Linked DNA regions of Mus musculus: all the other regions are linked to region 3. A link is a loop called in an ENCODE intact Hi-C map of the cell type or tissue named here. Cell type or tissue: heart. All regions are shown on one strand. Region 1 holds the start of Ssx2ip (synovial sarcoma, X 2 interacting protein). Region 2 holds the start of Prkacb (protein kinase, cAMP dependent, catalytic, beta). Region 3 holds the start of Spata1 (spermatogenesis associated 1).

Evidence for each region. Hi-C counts contacts between places; a loop is a spot of excess contacts. Peaks named below come from ENCODE experiments on the same cell type or tissue, not always from the same donor. Only the 100,000 strongest peaks of a DNase experiment are listed, where the experiment ranks them.
Region 1: a loop joins it to region 3, with 2.1 times the contacts of the local background. A loop is called at or near these places in 6 of 42 quality-filtered maps.
Region 2: a loop joins it to region 3, with 2.7 times the contacts of the local background. A loop is called at or near these places in 2 of 42 quality-filtered maps.

Annotation. Positions count from the first base shown.
Region 1 is chr3:146,400,568-146,408,567 of GRCm38, forward strand. It overlaps Ssx2ip (synovial sarcoma, X 2 interacting protein), which reads left to right and starts at 4,075. Exons shown (of 14, transcript NM_001355661.1): 1 at 4,075-4,368. In heart, no CTCF peak of the experiment used is centred here; a DNase peak (open chromatin) is centred at 4,014; H3K4me3 peaks cover 3,169 bases; H3K27ac peaks cover 3,015 bases.
Region 2 is chr3:146,809,298-146,817,297 of GRCm38, forward strand. It overlaps Prkacb (protein kinase, cAMP dependent, catalytic, beta), which reads right to left and starts at 3,649. Exons shown (of 10, transcript NM_011100.4): 1 at 3,341-3,649. The coding sequence starts at 3,386. LOC115486180 (a long non-coding RNA gene) reads right to left here and starts at 3,333. Exons shown (of 2, transcript XR_003954577.1): 1 at 2,904-3,333. In heart, no CTCF peak of the experiment used is centred here; a DNase peak (open chromatin) is centred at 3,734; H3K4me3 peaks cover 2,431 bases; H3K27ac peaks cover 1,791 bases.
Region 3 is chr3:146,494,843-146,502,842 of GRCm38, forward strand. Spata1 (spermatogenesis associated 1) reads right to left here and starts at 4,951. Exons shown (of 15, transcript NM_001316756.2): 1 at 4,813-4,951. It overlaps Gng5 (guanine nucleotide binding protein (G protein), gamma 5), which reads left to right and starts at 4,994. Exons shown (of 3, transcript NM_010318.2): 1 at 4,994-5,178. The coding sequence starts at 5,098. In heart, no CTCF peak of the experiment used is centred here; a DNase peak (open chromatin) is centred at 4,869; H3K4me3 peaks cover 3,939 bases; H3K27ac peaks cover 3,020 bases.

The DNA.
Region 1 (8,000 bases), 94 kb before region 3:
TTGAATGGTCAGTCACTGAGTACTGAAAATCAACGGAAAGTCCCAGGCACTTGAGGACACAGCAGACAAGCCGGCCCTTGCTTATGGAGGCTTTATTCTAGTGGATCAAACAGTCAGTCAGAAGAAATGATAAAGTGTGCTTGAAGGTTGGATAAGAGCAAGGTAACCGGATGCCTGGGATCTGGAAGGGATTCTAATTTTAAGTGAAGGTGTCTAATTAGGCCTCACAAAGATGGTGGCGTGTGTGTGTGTGTGTGTGTGTGTGTGTGTGTGTGTGTGTGTGTGTGTATGTGTGTGTGTGTGTGTGTGAGGAATGCAAACCCTTAGGCGTTGAGGGGTAGCTAATACAGATGCTAAGGGAAGAGCACTTAACACAGGAGTGGCCAGTGAAATGGTCCTGAGGCAGAGGTGTCTACTCAGGCTGAGAAACAGTGAAGGAGACAGAGACTAGTTGCTAGTGGGTACAGCTGTAGGATATGAGGCCTGAGGGCTACAACGACTGTGTGGAGAGAGAGTCAGGTCATGAGAACCTCGTAGCTGAAAAGGTTTTGGCTTTAATGATGAGGACAGAGTCAAAGTAGAGAGGAGACAAGATCTATGTTTCATAAAGGTTTCCTAAATGCCAGAGTAGACTTCAGAAGAGCAAGGGTGAACATTTTCATGTTCCGGAAAACAAAGGCAGCATTACATATGCTTTCTTTAATTTTTCTGGAGAGGAAAACAGCTCAAGGGAAGCTGTAAGCAAACCCCTGCCTAACCCACTTTTCCTGGCCATACCAAGTGATTCTCTCAAGCCCAGAAAGGTCCCTTTCAGCTTTGGGCTACAGATGTCGCTCTGTCTTCTTTCAGACTACCGCCTGGAGTACTTCCCTTGTCCTGTGTATCAGTCAGGATCTTCTTGTCTAAGTAACTGACTGAATACCTGACCCCAAAGCCTTAACAATGAGCCTTGCACTACTTCTTGTGAGTAGCAGTCCGGAGCTATTGTGCAGAGCCGCCAGGGTCAATTTTAGCCATTTGGCGACACGTGGATTCTACGGTTCTCTTTGTGCTTTTGTCTCGCAGCTGTACCATGTGCTACCACAGTTCTAAATGAGTCTGAAACTGGAGGGGGCCTGGCAAGGTGTGAGGAGAAAGACTCCTTATGGTCTGGCAGGAGGGAGAGCTCCCCTCCAAGGGCCCTTCTCCTTCTTCCTATTATGTATGGGCTGGAATTGGCTTCTGTGCTCAGCCCCTCAATCTGTCCCTGCCAGAGAGGGACAAAGCACAAAGGTTTGGATCAGTGGATCTCAAGGGATGCTCTGTGGCACCCTTGGGAGAGTCTCCCCCAAAACCCTCCAAAGGGAATCTATTAGGGCAAAGCTACTTTGGCTGTAACATTGAGACATCTGCCTTTCTCACTCTGTCTTTTATGAGTACACAATGGAGTGTTCCAGAGACTACCAGAAATAGCGTCACAGAATGTAGGAACGACTTGAAAATTTGTATGCCTTCTACCATGTCTTTGCATGTAAAGATGTATGCAAGATTTTAAATACCATGGGATTTTAAAGGAATATACATTTTCATTAAAATCTGCTATTTGTGTTGAGATTGATTTTTGTTAGTTTTTTTTTTTTCCAAGTTTTATTTCCGTGGCATGGTACTTACCCATGGATAGATGTTACCTATACAAAGGACAGCGCGTCTGGGAGACTTGGTACTGTACTGTGTGAAGCATAGCAGATTGAGCTAGCTGACTTAGCAACCCAGGAGTGAAGGCTCCTGGTTTTGTTGCCATGGTGAAGTGGTGATACATTTAAATGACTGTTTCAGAGGCCAAGGACCAGCCTCGGAGAGAGGAGAGGCGAGGAGGGAGGAGGCGTGTTTGAGAGCAGCAAAACAAAACAAAACAAAACACAAAAGCAAAAAACAAACAAAACCCAAACCAAAACAAACTAAACCAACCAAGCAAACAACCAAACCAACCAACCAACCCCTGGACGTGAAATGGTGGTGGGCCTTACAAGCTAAGTGCTCATGTTCTGCTCAGGACAGCTTTCCAGAAAGCCCTCTGCACAAGGCAGCTTTCTCTGGCTAGAAAAACAATCCTAAAATCTCTCTGAATAGCTCATCTCTTGTAGACCAAAAGCCCAGTCTTCTATTTGCATATCAATTAAGCCATTTATTCCAGGTTCCCTTTTGATTATCCCAAAAATCAGCATTCCCTGACCCAGCCCCTTCATTTTTAGAGACAGCTAGCACAGTTTTGATTTGTTTTTTTTTTTTTTAACACTGCAAGTGAATTCAGAGATCAGTCTGTCTTTGTAAGCACAGACAATAACTTAGCTGGGTGGGATTCTGTCATGAGATTACCATTCTGACCAAGCCTGGACCTAAATTAGATTTGTCCCAGGTTGACCTTGAACTCAGGGATCTGCCTGCCTTTGTATCTTTCTGACAAACTGGCTTATAGTGCAGCTGCCTCTGTTCTTTTAGGTCTGGGAAGCCCCTCATATAATTCATATCGCATCTTCATGTTTTGCTTGGTTGAGAAATTTAGTCTTGAACTCACATTTTCAGAGTTCTTTCCCACAGCCTTTTAAGGGCAGCCCTGAAGGTCACAGTGTTTACCGTGTTTGCTAAGGACATACTTTTGCCTCCCAGACTTGCGCTGTCTCTGATTATCATTAACCTTAACGGGGAGCATTCCCTGATGGAGGAACATAGAATATGTACATTATTATACAAACAAGCCTTATGCCCACAGCAGCCATTGAACATTCATGGAGGCCCGTGCCCTGCTCTCTCTGTTCCAGGGGTGGGACCATACCATGCTGTCCCTTGCACGGCCAAGCCGGACTCAGCATTTAAAGAATAAATGCCACGTTAAGATGTTTCTTGAGAGAGGAAAAGGAGTGTTTTGGAGAGTGGACAAGGGAACTTTCAGAACACCCCCTCGGATGCAGAGGGAGCAACCTCACCCCACTAATGGTCTAACTTCGAGAGTAAGACAGTCATTGGCAGTAATTTCTCACTGGCACTGTGCTCCAAAGCGCCTTTGTAATGATGTATCCTTGCTACCTGTATTTAGCATCCAATCTCCTTCAAATCCATTGTTCATTTCTGCACTCTGATCTTCTACCTAGCACTGTGGGCATGTGTAGTCCTTGTTCCTCTCTGTCTTGTTCTTCTGTGGCAGTGGTGTATTTCTTGTGTTCCTTTTACGATGTTTTGTTCTCACAGGAGCCACTTAACCCCAAACCTCTTTTTTTTTTTCCTCTTGAGTAAACAGCTTGCTAGAACCCCACCACCCTACCCTTTACTAAGGTTTCTCCATTTTCCTTTCCCAGGGGAACTTTAGGTGAAAATAGTAGGGAGAGGCAAGTGGATTTGGCCAATTGCCACTGTCCTACATTTTCTTGGCACTCATGGAGAGGGCCTAGGGAGTTTTTCATCAAGGTCTAGTTCACAAGTACCTTTTCTTAGTTTCCCTTTCCAGCTGTCTCCTCCCTAGGTCCCTTCCTTTGCCTTAGTTTGTTTTATTCACTACTTGAGCTTCTCTCATAACGCCCAGGCTAGCCTCAAGCTGCCAATGACCTTGTACTTCAATTCTGCCGGATCACAGACCCTCACATGCGTTCTGTGCAGTCCTGAGGAATGAACTCGGGGTTTCACGCGCACTACCCTGGCCCTGGTTTTACACGGATTTCTGTGCATTGGCGCATTGATTCCAGAGGCCACTACCTTCCTTCTCCAGGGCCTGACCTAATTCTGGAATGCCCCGGTGTCTCTCCGTTCTGGGGAGCGCACCTGGTTCTCCAGAGAGCATTGGGGTTCAGGGGTGGCCTCAGAGGCCCGGCTCTAAAGCGGCTAGGACCCTCCTCTTGTCCCCGTGGAGAGCTGGGGGCGGGGAGCAGCGGCCGGGTGACCCCGGGTGTAACAGGTGCGGTAGCCGCAGCTGCGCGGGGGAGAGCGGCTTGGCGTCTGCTGGGGGTTGTCGGAGGCTAGTCCTCGCTGGACCAATGCGGGCCGCGGTTGTTCGTCGCCTGGCAACCGGCGGAGCCAATGGGCGGCGCCAGCGCGGGGCGGGGTGGGATGGGCGCCCGCCGAGGAAAGCGGCGAGAGGCGGGCCGGGCGGACCGGGCGGGCTGGAGGCTGCGCGGAGCCGCTGCGTGCCGCCGCGGGTGCGGGCCCGCGGGCTGCGGGAGGCGTGAGCCGCTCCCGGAGCCGTGACGGTGAGCGGCGGGATTGTGACGCGCAGGCGGGGAGGAGGGCACCGGGCTGGACGTGGACGCAGGCACCGGGGCCGACTCTGGGCGGGCTCGTCGCGGCCGTTGCAGCGGTTGGAGAGCGTTGCTGCCCGCCGCCTGCAGCGGAAAGTGCGAGGTAGGTGCTGGGGGGGCCCCGCGCCCTTTCGGGATGCGGCGCGGGCGCGCGCGGGGTCCCTTTGGCCCGACCGCGCGGGCTTGGCGAGTCCTCCGAGGCTGCCGCAGGACTTAGCGAGTGAGGTCTGCCGCTGCTGCAGGGGTAGGTGGCTCATAGTGGTCCAGCCCCACGTTTAGGGGAAGAACTTACATCATCGCAGGGGCAGGCTTGTTTGAGAAATTATTTGGCCCCGGATTTTCCAGTGGTGTAGAGTGCGTAAATGGTGAGCTCTGTCCGGGTCAGCACATATTTCTCCTGGTGCAGATTGCTGGGTTATGCAAGTCACCTGGGCCCAGGAAATAAAACTTGCCCAATAATTCCCCATCAGCACCAGTAGAGGAATCTTTACATTAATACCCACAGTTCAGGCTCCTTAGTCCTGCGTGTCAGATTCATAACCAGCCACGCCGATGCAGTTGTGAGAGCCGGGAGTTTCTTCTAGAATCCAGGCTGGATGAAAGGTGGAGCCCAAGGATGAGAGCCTTCTGGATTTGATATTTGCTTCAATTCAGTTTAGAGTCCAGGCCTGGAGTTAGCTGAAAATAGTGCTACCATGGAGCCCGCAAGGTTCCGGAGGAAAACCTTTCTAGTCCCAAATTTGATCTTGAACGGAAAGGTCTGTATATGACGTGACACATTTACGAGGCTGGATAAAATTCAAAACCGTCGATCCAGCTAGCAAAACTTAAGCCATCCAATCTCCTTACTCCCCAAGAGCCTGTGGGCCCACGAAGCTTAGAGTGTTCATTCAAACTAAACAAGAAAAGCTGTGCTCCCAGTCGACACTTTGTCCTGCCCGGTGTGCACAGAAGTTCCTCGTACAAAGTGGCTCTCTGAGAGGATTAGGAATGGATAGAATTCAAACCGGGGCGTTTTCTTTGGTAACTGTTGGGGCCCCTACAGCCTGTCATTTTACACCCTTCCTTTCCTTCTTGTTCTCCATCTGTACAGGGAAGATAATAGGTCCAGGGATTAAGTAACAGGGCCACAGCAGCTTGGAGATAACTGCTGGGGCCGGGCCACTCCAGGATGAAATGTGAAACTCGATCCATGACACACTTGAGCCTTGTGACAAGACTTGTTAAGTCCACAGCATCCTAGGCTTGCTCAGGCAGGTGTACGCACCATGGAAAAGTTAACTGTTCATGTTAGCCCAGAAGGCCTCCAACCCAGCCCAGTCAAATTATGTACTTGGGCTCTCTTAAAATGGGAAAACTGGACAAACCAGCTTGTCGGCCCAAACCGGTTAGGATACAGATTTTGTGAAAGTGCCCTCACTTAGCATTCAGCTAGAGAGAGGGGGGGGAGAGAGCGCCTAGAAAACACTTTTCCACAGGGACTTGAATCATGTTTACATTGGAGCAGTAAGCCCCCCCCCCTCCCACACACACACACTGCTCCTGTCTTTATCCCAGCTCCCTGGGAGGCTAAGGTAGGGGATACGCGTGAGTTTAGGAGTCCCAGACAAAGTAGAACAACATACAGATCTTCATAAAAAACAAACACCTTTCATTCTGAACGACCTCACACGTTCCTTGGGGAACCAGACCAAGCCGGGCCATGCACATGCAAGGCTAGGGTTCTGTTGCTGAGCAGTGAAACCCGGTGCGCCTTGATTCTGAGGCAAGGCTGCCTTGTTACTAGCTTGCCCAAGCAGTCCTTGAACTTGCAGTTCTCCTGCTTCAGCCTCCCAGAAGCTGGGCTTATAGGTTTCTAGGCTCAGTTTCAAAAGTGATTTTTAGTGTTAGCTTCCTGTATCTTTTACAGTAGCTGTGGACTCACCTTGTTGGCTTAGCCATTAGTTCATAACGAGGCTGTGTGAGTCTGTTGTGTGTCTTGGGCAATTATGGTTAGGTGGTTGTGAGCGTACATCTTACCTTAAAGCCATGAGCCTATAGAATGAGACAGTAGAGAAACACACCATCCATTATTAGTAATGGAAAAACCTAGATTGATACCATGTGATGCTGGTCCAATATTTTGTGTAGGAACAGATTTGTTGTTTGTTAATAAATCTATTCTTTCAGTAAGCATTTATTGTCAGACACTCAGCTGCTACTTGCCAGGCCCAAGGACAAAAAGATGTGTTGCTCTGAACATTTTGTACTTTAGGAGGTTTTGTGTGGAGAAGGGGAGAAATGCAAATGTGGGCGGGCTTTAGGAAAGAAGGCCTTTCAGTTGTGTCCTGACAGGCGCTCGCCAAGCAACTGTGCGTTGGGCACAGCAGAGCAGGTGCAGGTTACAGGTGGTTGGTGTCGTCCATGTGCAGCCGGAGCTGCATTAGCGACAAGCGTTAAGAACAGCGCTGTGAACCTTGACCAGAGGGCAATAAGGAATATCTAAAGGGTTTGTTGGGGATTATATTGCTTCTGATGTAGTATGTCTGCCTAGGTAATAATTTGCATAGTCCATGGCCTCTGGACCTTGATGGTCTAGATAATACCTGAAAGCTTTTCACCAGGCACGTAATTGAAGCTGACAGGAGCCTTGGAAATGCAGCGATGGCTGTCTCAGGCGGGTCTTTGTTAAGTTGTCTTCTGTGCCAGGACTGGAGATCTAGAAGCAATGAAGATGCAGTCACCAGCAAAACCAGTCTTGGCCCGGGGCAGACCCTGAGGGATGGGAGGTCCAAAAATGTCAGGCGGAAGCCGTGTGGGATTCAGAGATGAGACGCTGGAATCAATAGCAAGTCTTAATGGAAACTGAACAGAACTGTCTGACTACAGCTGTATGAATGTCCTTCCTTCCTAGTCTCTCTAGTCAGGTGCTCCATCCATCACCACAGGACAGGTCCTGTTTGTAATGCAAGAGGGATGCTACTACTATGTATGACCTACTTCCTGTTGTAATCAGTTGTGCTTTACATACGTGTGCCATGGTAATACATATAGAAATAGTGAGCATATGGAACACCCACTATGTGTTATGTTTGTGATTAGCCAGGCCTGGTGGCACATGTAAAATCCTTGCACACTGGAGGCCAGAAAGACAGATTTTGAGTGTGAGGCTATCCTGGGCCTCGGAAACCCCTGTCTCAAAACCAAGGCAAGAAAACTATAGACACACTGATCAAAAGCTTTAATTGAGGGAACATGTCACAGGCAGGATAAGGGCATTGGCTCGTCCATGTGCCCAGGTACCTAGAATGTGACTTGTGTACCTAGAATGTGACTCCACACAAAATCACAAGTACTGAAAATAAAGACGTGGGTGAAGCATCTTGAGTTTTGTTTGTTTTTTGTTTTATGGAACTGGATTGTGTGGCTCTCACAGGTGAATTTTGTGGATGATAATTTCATTTCACAATGTCAAAAGGTTGGCTGTGTCTGCCCTCAACTGTAACCTCCATTGAACACTTCTGTAAGCATCCCTGTGAGCTCTGCCCTGACCTTGTCTCCACATTCTCCCAAGTCCAGTTTCATTAGTCTTATTCGTCTGCCCTGCGTGACACTGGGCCTAGTACCAACACAGGCTTTTACTTGAGAGAACATGTCCTTCCTACCCAGCTCAGGTTGTCCAGCTCCTATTTTTGTCCTCTGTGTGTGTTTCCATCAAGATGCCCATAATGACCGCAAACTACTTCATTTGCCGAG
Region 2 (8,000 bases), 310 kb after region 3:
ACCTTTAACAAGTTACACAGCACTTCTTTATCCAGTTTGAAAATGGGGTAACATCAGAGCCATTCCACAGGGTTTGAAATGTATGTATGGCAATGTGTGCCAAGTGCCAGATTAGTTCTCCAAAACGTTAAGAAGTTTGCATTTGCTGAACTTGATCTACTAATGACTTTCTTTGATCAGTTTCTTCCTACTCTCAAGGTCTCTTTTTCCTTTTCTCTTTCTTTTGAGGCAATATCTCACAATGCCACTATTGCTGGCCTCAACTTTGTATAGAGCAGGCTAGCCTTGAACTCAAAGAGATCAGCCTTCTGCCTCTCCAGTGTTGGGATTTAAGGTGTGTGCCACCTCACCCAGTCTAAGCTTCAAGGTCATTTCCAAAAACCATTATATAACCACTGGGGTAGAGGGTGGCTTTCCTACTCTACTCATGGGAGAATTAACGCCCAGCAGTTTTCACCCATTGACCTGGACATAGTTACATCTGTAATACATAGCTCCACAGACAGCTTGGAGATGTAATATATTTTTTAAAAGAACAAAAAGCATGGAGTTTTTTTGTTTGCTTGTTTTTCTTTTTGTATTAATAAGGCTATGTGAATAACATACTTAACTCAAAAATAAAACATTCTTGACTTACAAGGATTGAACACATCTCTGAGACTTGTAGCCTCCTGTTTCTAAAAGTTTAAGGTTCTGTGTATTAAATGATGAAAAATAAGTATACTCAAATTTTGGAAGACATTTATTTCAAGAGTAATTTTAAAAACACATGGGAGACTTATATAATGGCGAAAGTTGTTCTTTGAAACACCCAGTTCTCTGAGGAATTCAAAGTAATTTATGTCTAGAAACTGTGATGATCAGAATGGAATCCTTTAATTTTGTGGGTGTAGGAGCAAGGCCCTGGGTGCTCAAAGCTAACAAGAAACAAAACCAAAGCAAACCAAAGCAAACTAAAACAACACTGACAAAAACACAACAAAACAAAAAAAAAAAAACACCCAAACAAAACAACCTCCCCCAAACAAAACAAAAACAACCCCCCAAAGCCTGTTCATTTACCTTTATACCCAACTTCATTCCTTGGGAGTATTTTTAGAATTAAGCTCTAGAATTCCCTGTCTGTGGGAGGCACTTCCTCATCAAACTGCAAATCTTACCTTCCTATCTTTAATTAGCTCTTCAAACCAAACACTGTGCTGCTGGTAACGTCTTGTGGTCTAATTTACTCTCAGCTCCAGCACTGACACTCTGCCTTTCACCTGATGCTACACAGTAAGTGACACTTTAGGATCTTGTCCACAGGTCTACGAGGAAACCCAAGCAGGTGGTAGCTACTCTGAGAGAGGACAGATTAATTAGTGATGCAGAGGTAGTCAGAGCCTCAGAGCTGTTCTTTACTCTCTCGTTGATAACATGATCTCAATTCTTGTTTCTTCAGGTCTGGCACTTGGTTGGGTCTTGAGTTAGGATGATTTCGTAGACTAAACTCTTAAGTGTATCTCTTAAAGTGTATTCTGTGTATCAAGAGAAATTTAAATGATTACATTTAAAATATGAGCCACAAATTTTCAGGAATAATTCATCTGAAAAGTACACAGAAGAGTTGGGGACAGAGTGGTAAGCCATGTTCTGTCATTACGTTTTATGACATTGTACCACTTCTTTGCTACAGAAGAGCACCAGCACACCTGGCTGACACTTCCCCCTGTGAGCCCTGAGAGCTGAGCCATGACCGTCTCCTATATCCCATGGGACATCTGCTGTCTTCTTTCGACACTTCACAATATTTTTCAAATGATTCTAATGTTCTTCAGTTTCTATAAATAAGTTCACACAAGACTTTGTCATAGCTGCTAGTTTAAATGCATATCGTCTAGGGGAAGTGTATAGACTGCTGGAGAGTGGACTATCATTAAAAATATAAGAACTGTGCAAGATAGCACTTGCTAAGAAAATTACTGGGCTGATCCAACTATCAAGCATATTTTCATAACACAATTAGCATACATTGTACAAGAGAAATAGGGGAAAAGCAATGTTACATGGATATAGTATTTTGTCATACTTCATTTTTTGTGAGTCTGTACAATTAGTTACTACATTTGCACAATTACTAAGATAACAAGGAAGTCCTAATTCTACATCGGCTTTTCAAGTTGTCACATGCTCACCAACAGTTTGCCCTGCTGTTCCATGCCCTGGAACGAACCTTATTGATGAAACATAACCCGTTAAATCTGACTGTTGTTTACATTCCACAAAAGCAATAGCTAGACTCTCTTCTGTCAACTCAACTCTGCTTTGTTCATGAGAATCAAAAGCTGTTTGCTTCAAGCTAATTACAAGATTGGCTTCATTCTTCTGTTATAAACACAGACACAATGGAAGACGTTACTTACAGTAACACGAACAAATTGTCAGACTTACTTCAAGGACTGAGATGTCATTAACCTATGGCAATGTAACAAAAGTCAGGGACCGTTCTCTAATTATTGTGAATTATAAATTATAATATGAGCCGAATAATGGCACACAATTTTCTCACAGCCTGTTACACAACACGCATATATGTGTATGCTTACATATAAAACCAAGTTGCTACACAGAAACTCAATTCCCACGACCCTTTTGTCTTGAAATTTTGTACACAGTACTGAACGTCTGAACTTTCAGCTCTCGGAAGAAAGCACTTCAACTCTGAAATGCCTCTAAGTTTTACAGGCATCCTGGAACATTCCTGGATGTCTAGAGTAAACGCAACGCTGTCTCACTTATTTTTCCTCGAATGGATAAAGTTGCTGCTTGTATTTATGTCTGCCATCTCTAATCTCTTGGGTGAAAGAAAGAGCCTTAGACACTAAGGGTTAACGTCACCTTTGGAGACCCTCACGGACACTCACCTTGTGAGAAAACTGATATACATCCAGGAGAAGGAGAAAAAGCCAAGTCAACCCAAACGTACTACCTGTGGCTCCCTTAAAGGAGGGTCTGGGTGTTGGGGGCTCTGGGAGAAAGAAGAGCTAAGGGTGCGATCACAAAAGGACCATATTTGGGGACGCGTTCCAGACCGTGGCAGCCCTCCTCGCTCTAGTAAGAAAGGGGATCACAGGGACCTCGCTGCCCGCCTTCCCTCTCTCCAGTGAGCCCCGGGGCTTGGCCCTCACCCCCGAGCCTTCGTGGGGGAGGGGACAGAGGAGGAGGCGGCCGGCCCCCGCGGCCACTGCAAGGCCCGGCCCGTGGCTCGCGCGCGGCCTTGGGGGGGACACCGGCCCAGGGCGCTGCACCGCGCGGCGGCCCATCCGGCGGGAACCCAGCCAGGGCCTTCGACTCGACTCACCGCTCTCCACTTCGCTGCCTTTCTTGGCGATCGCAGTGTTCCCCATGACCCGGGAGTCCGCAAGCAGGGATGACGGAGGGGAGGGGACCGGGGCCGTCCCGCCGCCCGCCCCGCAGTCGGCAGCAACTTTGGCTAGGCTTTGGCTAGGCTCCCGCAGACCCTAGAGCGCGGCGTCCGGCTGCACGGAGGGGCTGGGTGTCCGGGAGAGATGCTGAGAGCTCTCCGGCAGAGACCGGGACCGTGGCGGTGGCGGCGGTGGCGGCGGTGGCGGCGGCGGCAGCGGCGGCGCGCGGACACTCCCCCTTCCCGAGCCCGCCCTCCACGCGCGTCCCCGACACGGCGCGTCCCCAGGAGCCGCACACCCGGACTGCGACCTCCGCCTCTTTCCGGGCGGGCGCGCCGGAAGTGACGCGGTCAAGCCCCCCGGCGGGCGGGAGCCCCTCTGTGCAGGGTTGTAGCGGTAACTTATTGCTTGTTGCGTGGATGCTGGGCTTGGCCGCGGAGGCTAAGCTCGAAGTAGCGAGGGACGTGGGGACCGTTAGTTTGGAAGCACCCCAGATCCTTCCTCGGCCTGGCATCCGGTGCCCCAGAGCCGGGCGGGGGGCACAGTGCCAGGGCTCGGCCTGCTCCCGCATCCGTGTGGCCCGCGTTCCGCACGCCGTGGTTGCTCTCGCTTGATCTTCCTGCGTGGCTGCAGGGACGTGCGTGCGCCCCTCCGCGTCCTGCCGACCCTGCTGACCCTGAGGTCAGCGTTGGCCAGGAATGTCTTTTCTCAGCTCCCAGCTGTCATTGGAACTTCTTCCCTTCGCTCTTCTAGGTATTCTCCCAACACACCAGGTCAATCACCAACATTCTTGACAGCTTATCCCTTCCCGAGTTCCTTCTTCATGGTCTCACCTGATTGCCCTCACAAATTCTGTCAGGCTTTCTAAGGAGAGATATGGGAATGTGTTGCCTGTTTTACACAAGTACGTTATGTGCATCAACACAGTCACAAATTTCAAAATAAACGCATTCCCAATTGATTGTTGCGCTTCCATGCATCTGAGAGTACTTGAGCTTTTCCGTGAGGTTATTAGAAATTAATCACCTAGCCCTCTGGTAGTTTTTGTTCTGGTTTTTTTTTTTTTTTTTTTTTTTTTGAGCTTTTGCTATCTAAAAAAAAAGCATTCCAAATTTAGAACAGAAAGATTAACTTCTGGAAGGGCAGAGACCATGTAAGTTTATTTTGTGTCTGCAGCACAAACCACAGTTGGCGCGTAATGAACGGATGGTTGTTGGCTGCTAAGGAGATTTCCCAGAACATTTTAAAAGTTTTGTTATTGGGGAAAAAAAGTAGCGGTGAGTGGAAGATTCTAAACAGATTCATACTTCTATTATTGGCAATTATGTTAAATTACCAAGCATGTACACCAAGTATACTGCGTTCTAAGTGTTGTACAAATAGTAATTAGTTTCCTCATAAAGTCCCTATGCAAATGTGGCAAGACTATCATTGTTTTACTTAAGATCCACAGAGGCACAGAGACATTAAAGGACTTATCCAAAGCTAATTAGAAGACCTTGAAATGAAGAAGGTAAAGCCATACCATCTCAAAAAGCGCCAGAATGGTATATTTATTATTTCTATTTAAAATCAATTGAAAGGTTATAACTTCAGAATAGACCATTGGTGCTCTTTCATTTCAACAAGCCATATTGTGTGGGGAAAATGTCCTTTACATACCAAGATAAGAAAATAACCTTAGTCACCAGATACTATTAATTGGGGGATACCACGAACTGGAATAAACTGTGACATAACTCTCAAACATACCCCTACATATATATCTCTTCAGACTATGCCAGGAACTTAGTGCACTATCATCGATATATATATACTGTATCAGTCACTTCTTCAGACTTTACTATTTGTGAAGATCTTCAAGTACTTGTAAAATTGATAATTTACCTGTTTCTCTGGCTAATCAGCTCTGGCGTTTTGGATTCCTAGATACAACCAAAGAACCCCCCACAAAAACTGAAGTGGGATAGTGTGGTGGTTTGAATAGGCATCACATCCATAGACTCGTGTGTTTGAATGCTTGGCCATAGGGAGTGGCTCTATTAGGAAGTGGAGCCTTGGAGGAAGTGTGGCCTTGTGGGGGTGGGCTTTGAGGTTTCCTATGCTCAAGCTAAGGTCAGTGACACAGTCCCTCCTTGCTGCCTCTGAATCAAGATGTAGAGCTCTCAGCTCCGTCACCTTTTCTGCCTGCGTGCTACCATGCTTCCCACTATGATGATATTGGACTAAACCTCTAAGATTGTAAGCCAGCCCTAATTAAGTGTCCTTTATAAAAGTTGCCTTGGTCATAGTGTCTCTTCACAGTAATAAAACCCTAATTAAGACAGATAGAAGTGTTCTGTCTCTCTGATAAGCAGCTGGGCTCCAAGTATGGGCTCAATCTTCATGTGGGTCCCCCAACAACTGGAAAGGGGGCTGTCCCTAAATCTATTGCCTGTTTGTGGATCCTGTTTCCCTAACTAGGATGCCTTGTCTGACCTCAGTGGGAGAGGATACACCTGACCCTACAGAGACTTGATGTGCCAGGGTCGGGGGAGGGGAGTGGGGAGGATACTGGGGGGGGCTCACCCTCTGAGATGTGAAGGGGAGGGGATGGGCAGAGGGACTGTGTGAGAGGAGACTGGGATGGGGGAGCAATCAGGATGTAAAATGAATAAATTAATGGGAAAAGGTGTGGCTTTTGTTTCTACTGTAAGTCAGACAGACATCTGTGTTGTGGTGAATTGCATCCCCTCCATATGAAATGTCACTGAATTGGAAAGATAGACAATTAGTTTAGTCCGTGAGAATGTTGGGTATATTGTTTCCTAAGTTTCCACTAAATACAAACAGAATACCAATACTAAGGGAACACTGGGCCCATACCGATAATCCCAGAGTGAGGAAGCAGAGACAGGTGGATCTCTGAGTTCAAGGTCAGCCTTGTCCACATAGTGAGCTCCAGGGTAGCCAGGGTTACACAGACTCTGTCTCAAAGAGAGACGGGGGCGTGAGTGGTGGAGAAAAGAAAACAAGTAGACCACAGAATATGAGGTTTTGTCAGCACCCAGTGATATCACACCCTTTTCCAGTTTTAGCTTTGTGAATGTGAGTTTTGTATACGTTAAAAGTCTACTAAAAATCACATACACTCCAAATGTTATCGACTTTGTCTGGGAAGGACCTTCCTAGACCCCTTAGAATACTCCTGTTGCCTCCCTAACAGTGACTTTTACTATGTATACAGGCCTGAAGACTAGCTTAAATGATAAAAGTGTGTATGATTTTTCTCTTCCCTTAACATTATTTTCAATCAGGAGTCTCTAGTAAGAGAGAATCTTTCATTTATCACTCATTTGGAAAAGAGGCCGTTGGCACCTCTTAGAAACGTGGGATCTTAAGAGATGGCTCATCAGGTAAAGTTCTTACTTGGCAAACTTGGGGACCAGGTTAGTGTTTCTACAGCCTGCTCACAAGACTGGGGATGCTGGCTACCAGGGAAGGAGGAAGAGGTGGAATCCTGAGAGCAAGCTCACTAGCCAGGAGAGGTGAGCCAGAGGGTAGAAACTAAGAACTCGAGGTTCATCAAGTCACGCTGCCTCATAGAAGGTTGGAAATGATGGAGGGAGACTCCTAACATCAGTGTGGAGCCTGCACATGCTAACACATGTGTGCCTCCACACACAGGTGTGTCCACGTTATGTGAACATGCATACACGCATACATAAAAGGAAGTTATGTATACCCTCACAACATCCTGACGATAAGTAAATTTTTTTTAAAAAAAGTCATCTCTTTTTTTCTCTGTCCATTTTAAGAGGAAAGTAAATCAGTTGTTTATAGAAACCATGATCAGCAATTTTGAATTTCTTATCCTTTCCATGCTATCATTATGGTTTGTTTATACTGCTCACTTAGCAATTATTATTTGTCTGCCCTATTATTAGAGACCCGTGATTGAAAATAATGTTCAAAGACAGCACCAAATTATGCCTAGTTACTTTTGTCATTCATGCTGGTCACTAGACACATATGCAGGATTGATACGGCGGTGGGGGTTTCTAGGTAATTATGCTTTACAAGTATGGTTATTGATTAGTTAATGCTAATGATCACTTATAATTGTACACATGAAACTTTTGATGATTAGAAAAGCATTCTCAATAGGAAATCAGCATGCACGTACAATCTAAAAGACGATCTCAGAATCAGGTTTTTCTGAATTGTACAAATGGCAAAAATCTTTAGCTGTCCAGCTGTCCTGGAATGGTCGAATGGAGCACTGGCTGCTTTTGGCCACCAATCACTTTGCTACACCATAAGCAAGCATGAGGTAAGCCTGTATTTCGTCTTTCTACAGACTGTCACAGCAGGACGCAGGGCGTACAGAGAAAGATAGTCCTTCCATAGCATATTTTCACTAACCTATGAGCATGCAGTGCTGTGTAGACAGGAAAACCAGCGTGAACTGCTTTAAAAATTGGTTTTGTTATTGTCGTTGTTGTAAAAACATTCTTGTCTTTTTTTTTTCTTTTGGTTTTTTTCAAGGCAGGGTTTCTCTGTGTAGCCCTGGCTATCCTGGAACTCACTTTGTAGACCAGGCTGACCTCGAACTCA
Region 3 (8,000 bases):
GTATACCATGTAATACTATATAAACCTTGCTCTCCAATTTAAAGCTATTGGTTAAATAAAAGTGGCTACATCCAATTACTGGGCAGAATGTAAGTAGGCTAAATTTCAGTTACCAGGCTGAGGATCACATGTAGGGACCATAAGGAAGGAAGAGGAGACGAAGGAGAAAGGACGGAGAGAATAGAGGTCTCCATTAGATGTGATGAATCAGGCGCACATGCCCAAGTGAAATGTCCCCTGAGAACAGACCAGTGGAGCAGAACTAAGCCAAGCGAGACTCAAGCAGCAAGTACTTGGGGAGCAGACGGTCTAGCGTATAGAAAAATAGATTAGGGGTAATTCCCAGTGACTGTGCTAAGCTGCTTAAATACATCTATAGGACTCGGCTTCGATTATTGGGGCACTGACTGGGTCATATTAACAACTAATAGAGTCAGTAAATAACATTTAAAGTACCACTTATATAAGTATGAATTAGCTAAATAGTATTTGAATTAAGAAACTGAAAACTTTATGCAGATATATTAAATATATTAATTCAGAACAAACTTGTAATTAAGAGAACTCAAGAACTATCAATAAAGATCTACTTCACTATTGTTTTTTGGTAAACTACACTCTAGTGTGCTTTTTCTCAAGTAATAGCAAAGTAGCAATATTTAGCAATATTTATTTTAGTCATGTTTAGACATTTCTAGCTGGACAAGTAATAGAGACCAAATTATTTGTGTCTGTGTCTGTCTGTCTGTGTGGTTTTTTTTGTTTGTTTGTTTGTTTTGTTTTTTGTTTTTTTTTTCCTTCCTCAAGGCAGGGTTCTCTGTGTAGCTTGGCTGTCCTGGAGCTCACTTTGTAGACCAGGCTGGGTTCAAATGCAAAGATCTAACTGCTTCTGCCTCCTGAGTGCTGGGACTAAATATGTGTATCACCACCATCGCCTGGTTGAGACTGAAGTTTTAGATAGCTAAAAACAAATAAAAGGGCCTGTTAGGAAGCTAAGTCCGTTAGGAATAAGATTTGGTGGCGGGAACCCTCCCAAAGTTTTCAAATATAATTTGGTAGCTGCTAAGGAAACAATATAGGGAAAGACGTTATGAAGCAGTCATCATAGCCACTAGACATGCTCATACCATGAGAAAGCTGTACTTTTTTGAGGTTATATAGATTTTAAAAACAGATTGACTAAGCAAATGCATGGTAACAGGAAAGCTAGATAAAACTAGTTATAAGCAACAAAGGCCAGGATTTTTGCTGCTAAAATTCTCAACCTTTGATTTTCTTCCTGTTTGGTTTATCTGTGACATAGTTCTAGTTTTGTTTGTTTGTTTGTTTGTTTGGGTTTTTTTTTTGGGGGGGGGGTTGAGACAGGGTTTCTCTGTGTAGCCCTGGCTGTCCTGGAACTCACTTTGTAGACGAGGCTGGCCTGGAACTCAGAAATCTGCCTGCCTCTGAAGTTTTGAAGTTTCACATAGAATCAATTTTCATGACTTGTCTACATTATCTTTACAATAATAACCTCACTCAATGCTTTACTAACTTGAATGAATCTGTTATTTAATTAATAACAAGTTTAAATTAAAATTGGGCATGATTAGAATTTCAAGTTAATCCTAACCAAAACATTTCACATACTAAATCCTAACATAACACTTGGATTTCCAGACAAATGGACAAAGTAATACCAATTAGAACATAAAGCAATCTGACGAGCAAAGCGAAGAGGACTATACAGTTCTAATATAGACTCCTCTACGTACTACAATATTTTACCTTACAACCTTCCTGTCAAGAACGGATGATCAATCTTATCTTGTATACTAATTTTAATCAACAATTACCAATGTGTCTAAAAGTGAGTTGTTTAGTCTGGGGGTACAGTGCAGTTGGGGATCACTTGCATAGTACATGCAAAGCCCTTAGGTTTGAGCCCCCAGAACCAAATGTTAAAAATCAAGTGACTGAAAAAATAAAAATAACTTTGACACTCAGCTCCAGAGCTAAAATCAAATTTTAAAAATTTCTAGTATTCCTCAAAGTAAATAAGGATTTGAGAAATTTTTAGTTATTGTTTGAGGCTAGCAAATACAAAGAGATACTTAGTGTACTAGAAATCCCATGTGACCACTAAAATTGGGAGTTGACTGAGGCTATATTTACATCTATCAGAACTCCATAGAAAGCAATCACAGGGACTGAGCATTAGCAAAGCAGGGTTCTAGTCCTGCAAACTATATAAGGCCATTCACTGTGGTCTATGCCTCAGTCATAATGAGAAAATGACTTGAGCGTAAGATTCTTTCCAGTTCTTGGATTCATTCGGGTAGTGATAATACCTTTCAACTAAGAGAAATCAGAATACAGTCAACCTTATGGCAGATGATAGAAAGACACAGATCTCTCTGATTAGGATAAATTCAGGTTCTATTTCTGTTCTGAGAGTTTTGTCCTGTCTAGTACACGGGTGACCCAATAAAGTACTAACCCTCCTAAAAGGTAACTTGTGTTAGTTAAATAAACGAAGTGCCCAGGGACATCTCTGAACCTACATACCATTAGGGTATATTTAAGTCTTATAGTACTAATTGATGAATGAAGTCTATTTATAATGATGCCTTGACCTGTTGATTTGAGCCTGTAGCAGTATAGTACATTGTGGCAGGGACACATGACAGAAACTTTTGATATGAAATGAAAAGACTGAGGAAGAGGCAAATGTCCTGATACCCCTATCAATGGCATGTTTGCCTTCCTTCCACTAGGCCTTACTCCATAAAGGCTCAACCTTCCAATAGTCCACAGGCAGGCAATCAAGCTTTAGCATTTTGGCCTTCGGAGTTTAAGACAGAACTCATAGCATAAGGTGAATGCTAATGTGGTAAGATAGGAGGACAGAAATGTAACATTTTAGAGTAAAAATACTTAATGCCCCATTTCCTGAAAAATGGGTGAAAATATGCATAAATGTTGACTAAAAATACAAATCTTCATTGGCTATCTTAAACACTTTTGCAAACATTTCTTTACCAAAATTTCCCTATAAGTTCCATATTCAATAATGAAAACTAATTATTATACCAACAACATATTAGCAAAGCCATAGAAAGAAATGTATTGCATGTATGTAACAGGAAAAAAAATTGGGAAACCTATGTTGTAGGAATTTTTTAGAACCAAGTCCAGGGCCCATTTTGATAACAAAGTCTATCTTTAATCATCTAATATGTAAACACATGGTAAAGCCTTTGAAATATTTTAGAACATCGTGGAAGGTTAAAAAAGCTTTTACTAGGAGATATTGATAGTTCATGAACTGTATGTAATACTCATATCTTCGAATGTAAATGAATTTAAAGGCAATCTTATTTTCCTTCCTTTCTATCCCAATATGTATTGCTTATTTGACATACCATAAAACTATGATAGCATCTGGTGTGTGAGACAGCAATACACTCTGGTTTCCTAGCTCAATAGTTTGGGGAAAAGAAAACAATAAACTTTCTGAGACTAAGACAAATTTGTTTATTCCTCAACATTTCCTTAATAATGGGTTCTGTACCATGTAAAATCTTCTTTGAAATGTCTTCCAGCACATTCCATAGTTCTTAAGTATTATTGTAACTAATATAAAGTAGAACTTTAAGTTACACGTTAATCTTAGAAATCTGCATTTTAGCATACATTACAGGTAACAAGGCACAAAGTAAAATATTTGTGTTACATTTTGCATTAATTAATTTATTTTGGAGGCACAAGCCTTTAATCACAATGCTTGGAAGGCTGTGGGTTTCGAGGCCAGCCTGGTCTACATGGAGTTTCAGGCCAGCCAGAACTACAAAGTGAGACCCTGTCTCAAACAATATGGTTTGTTCGTTCACTTTTTAAATTATGTATTAATTAATGTACGTGTGTGAATGCAAACGTTCCCAGACTCCAGTGAGGGTGACAGTAGCCCAGGACTTGGTGCTTTTGAGTTGCCCAGTGTGGGTGGTGGGAAGTGTGACCTTAGGTCCTCTGCACGAGGGCTCAGTTCCCCAGTCCTCTAACTGCCATCTTCCAGCCTCAGTTTTCGTATTCTTTACACATATAATTTCATTTCGTTTCATTTTTTTTTTCCAAGAAATCCAGGGAGCGTTTTAACTTCGGCAGTTTAAACGGCTTGCCCAAGCACACCAGGGCTAAATTCAAACCCAAGTTTCTTAGATGGTCACTGTTAAGGACTGGGTAAAACCCCAAACTGATATTAACTGCTCAGTAACGCGATGTGTTGGCCCAGAGCAAACCATGTCATTTTTCTCAGTATCCCAAAGAAACAGCACTCACGACGAACCTCCTGTTTAGAGATGTTAGGTCTCAACAGGACTAATTTAAATCTTACTAAACTTTTGAGTCCTTCTGAAAACCCCTCTGGGGTTCATCAGTTACAAGCACGAAGTCAGCAATTACAGGGACATCAAAAGAGCAAACGATCCCCGAACGCGAACGCTTTATTTTTTAAAAAAGCACGGGGGACAGATTCCAGAAAGACAGGGCTAACAGGAAGCTGTGCGGGGCGGCTCGCACCTCTCGGCGACAGGCCAGCCTCCGACCGTCCAGGGTCCCGCGGCCCGGGTCCGTTACGGCGCCCTGGGCCCCGGGCTGGGCGAGCTGCGGCCGGCGCCGCCGGTTCACCCGAGGGCGCCTCACACAGGGCTGAGCTGGCGGGACTTGGGACGTGTCACGGACGCCCCGAGGCAGCGCGGCCACGTCCCTCACCCCGCCGTCGGTCGCGGACCTCCCTCCCCGCGCTCCCGAGTCCGCCCCGGGGCGTCCTCTTACCTCGCCCTACCCAGCCCCTCCAGAGGCGGAAGGCGCCGGCCGGGCGTCGGGCCGCACCGCCCCCGTCGCCACCGCGCCCACCGGCCGCTCCGCCCCTTCTCTCTCTCTCGCGCGCGCGGGGGGAGCCCGCGGCCGTCCCGGGGGGAGGGGGAGGGGGCGTCGGCGCGCATGCGCGGCGCGCACAGCCCCGGAAACTTCGACGAAGTTCGGAGCCCCGCCCCCGCCGTCCCGCGACCTGCCGCCCCCTGCCCGGACTGACGAGTCGGCCCGGCTGTCCCGAGCGCCATGTCGGGTTCTTCTAGCGTCGCCGCCATGAAGAAGGTGGTCCAGCAGCTCCGGCTGGAGGCCGGGCTCAACCGCGTGAAGGTGAGCGGGCGTGGGCGGGCGGTGGGCCCCGGGGTTGGGGGGAAGCGCGAGCCGACACGCGGCTCCTCTGGCCGGGCTGTGGGCCGAGGGCGAGGAGGGGGCCCGCCCTTCCGCCGCCCGCCGACTCTCGGCGGCCCCGGCGGGTCTCGCCAGCGACTTCCGTCTCGCACGTCTCACCCAGGCTCACTCCCAGCCCTCGTCCTTTGAACACACACGAGTCCGCCTGGGTAGCTCCGGATGGCGGCCTGATGAGCAACTTTTGTTTGCGGATCGTCCCGGGAGTCTCCGGACTCCACCTTTGTGGGGGTCCAGCCTCGAACAAAGAGGTGTTTGCAGCAGACGCCGCGGCGTGCTCGGCTGACCTTGCTGGGGTGTCTGTTTACCCGAGAAACCGCTGGCCGCTGGCCTGGGAGCTTGCGGTCTGGTTGGGGGGTCGGGTCTTGGGCTGTTGACTTTTAGGGAAAGGCTGTCCTTGTTGGTAGACAGCTAGGCATTCAGACGCTTTGGCTCTAAGGACCGTTTGGTTTATTTTTTTCAACTCCTAAACGGATTTGGCCTCTTTCTGACGTAATAGGTCGGGTTACATGTGAAACACTTCCCGGTGATTATAAAAAGAAACAAGAATATAAGTCGCCTTGCTAGACCCTGCCAGTTTCCAAGGTGATTTGATTTTATATTCAGCAGGCTAGTCCTTATTTCTAACGTGCTTTTGGAGAAGGCTTCTATTTAGCTTTCTTCTCAAGTAGAAATGTCAGAGACTGCTCAACTTCCTTGTGGTAACCATAGGAGGAGGGTAGGGAGACGCCCAATCAGTCTTGGTTTGGACTCTAATCATATTCTCACTTTTCATCCAAGTGACTTAGTCTTGGCCAGATTAGAGCTCTGAAATTTGAAGTGATCTATTGATCATCATCATTCATATATAATAACTGTCATAAAGTAGGCCAGGAAGGAAAAAAATAGTGGGTTGGGGGAGGAAATAAAGACAGGTACGTGTAGTAATTACAGTGGCGGTACTTAACCCTGGTGGCCCAAAGCAGTGAGCTAGCTCCCAGAGGAGGACTTCCTTTTCTTTGAAAACCCTACCTGCTCTGTGGCTACCTCCTAGCTTCTCTTGCCTTGCGTCCTAATTCTTCTGAAGGCTTCTCACTGGGATGACTCGAGCCACCACAGACAAACAGGTTTTTGAAGTTTCCATGGCAAGGCTCATCTCACTTGGGAATGTTACATGTCTAATCTAGGTTCCTAAATTAGGTTAGGTGCCATTTGATATCATCCATGTACCACACCTATGCTAGGTGCTTTTTGTGTGTGACATTTTAAAGCTAGCATAAACTTACTATTGTATTCGTTTAGGTGGTAATTACAAGTGCTTTTTTTTACCAAACTCTCAGGTAGGTCAGGACATTTGGAAGCCTGACTAATAGTTTTGCAGTGTCAACCTCCTGGATGGTAGATAGTGGCTGCTCTGTGGCTTGGGTACTAGCAGCCATTCCATCTTAAGTCTCAAGGTTGCTGTTTAGAATGCTGGGTTTTGTTTTCTTGAGACAGGGTTTCTCCATATAACCCTGGCTCTCCTGGAACTCTCTGTAGAGCAGACTGGCCTCAAGCTGAGGTCTGCCTGCCTCTGCCTGCTGGGATTAAAGGAGTGCACCCCAGCGGCCTGGAGCACTGTTAGTCAAACAGCCTTAGGTTTCTCACCGTTCCTTCCCTAGGATTCTGTGCCTAGAGATACAGTCCATACATCGTGGTACTTGGAGAAATGTGTGGGAAAGGAATTAACAGGCACTTCATGCTAACTGCTGATCTTGAACAAAACCAAATGCTGTAACACTGAAAACTCATACTTTACCTTCCATACAGTAGCCACTTTTAAGAGGCAAAGCAGGGTGTGGGTTATTTGTACAAGCGTTTAAGAACTGCAGGAACCTCTAATATTCAGTCCATGAGTCACATGAGACGTATTATACTGAATTGTTGTATAAGCCAAACACAGGTAGATTGAAGCTGAGTTTAACTTATCCAGGGTGACTGATCCCTAGGTCACAATATAGCTATCATCTAGGGCCTGGGTTTTAGGCATTTGTTGTAATCTTAGAGATAACTGAGATTAAGAGTAAACACAGGAATTAAATGGCTTGAGTGCATTTTTAGTTTTTCAGTGTCTGCTTACCCATCCACTTTGTTGTGTCGGTATTTGTGTTCAATCAGCTAGTTTGAGATAGGGTTTTGCCAAGTAGCTGGACCAGCTTTGAACTCAACTGTTTAAGTTACAGAGCCAGGCACTTCTGCTCTGGTTAATTTAAAAGGTGTGTGTATGTGAGCATGCATGCCATGGTACACACGGGGAGTTAAGAGAGCTGCAACCTTGTAGAGTTTGATCACTCCTTCCACTCAAATGTGGGTTCTGGAGATCAAACTCAGGCCCAGTCTAACAACCTTTCTGAGCAGCCTATCTTCAAGAAACACTGTATTTGCCACAAATGTGATTTGGCAGTGTTGATACGTGTATATAGTACAACCCAAATAGGACTTCAGTATTGTTTATTATATCCTGTATTTCCTAACCAGAATATATATAAAATGGTAGGTGTATGTCACTCTTAATTGCAAGGTAGTATATGGATGGGTATAAATTTAAAGAACATTGAATTCTTAGTTCTGTGCTGGTTACCTTAGGTTCATGGGCATTTTTCCAGTTTGCTTTCAAGACCATTTCCCTATAATGTTAAGATCTTTTTGTTGAACTATTAATACTACATATTAATAACAAGATAATGGGGGATGTGACTCAGTTGTTAAGAGTTTTTGCCTATGAAAGT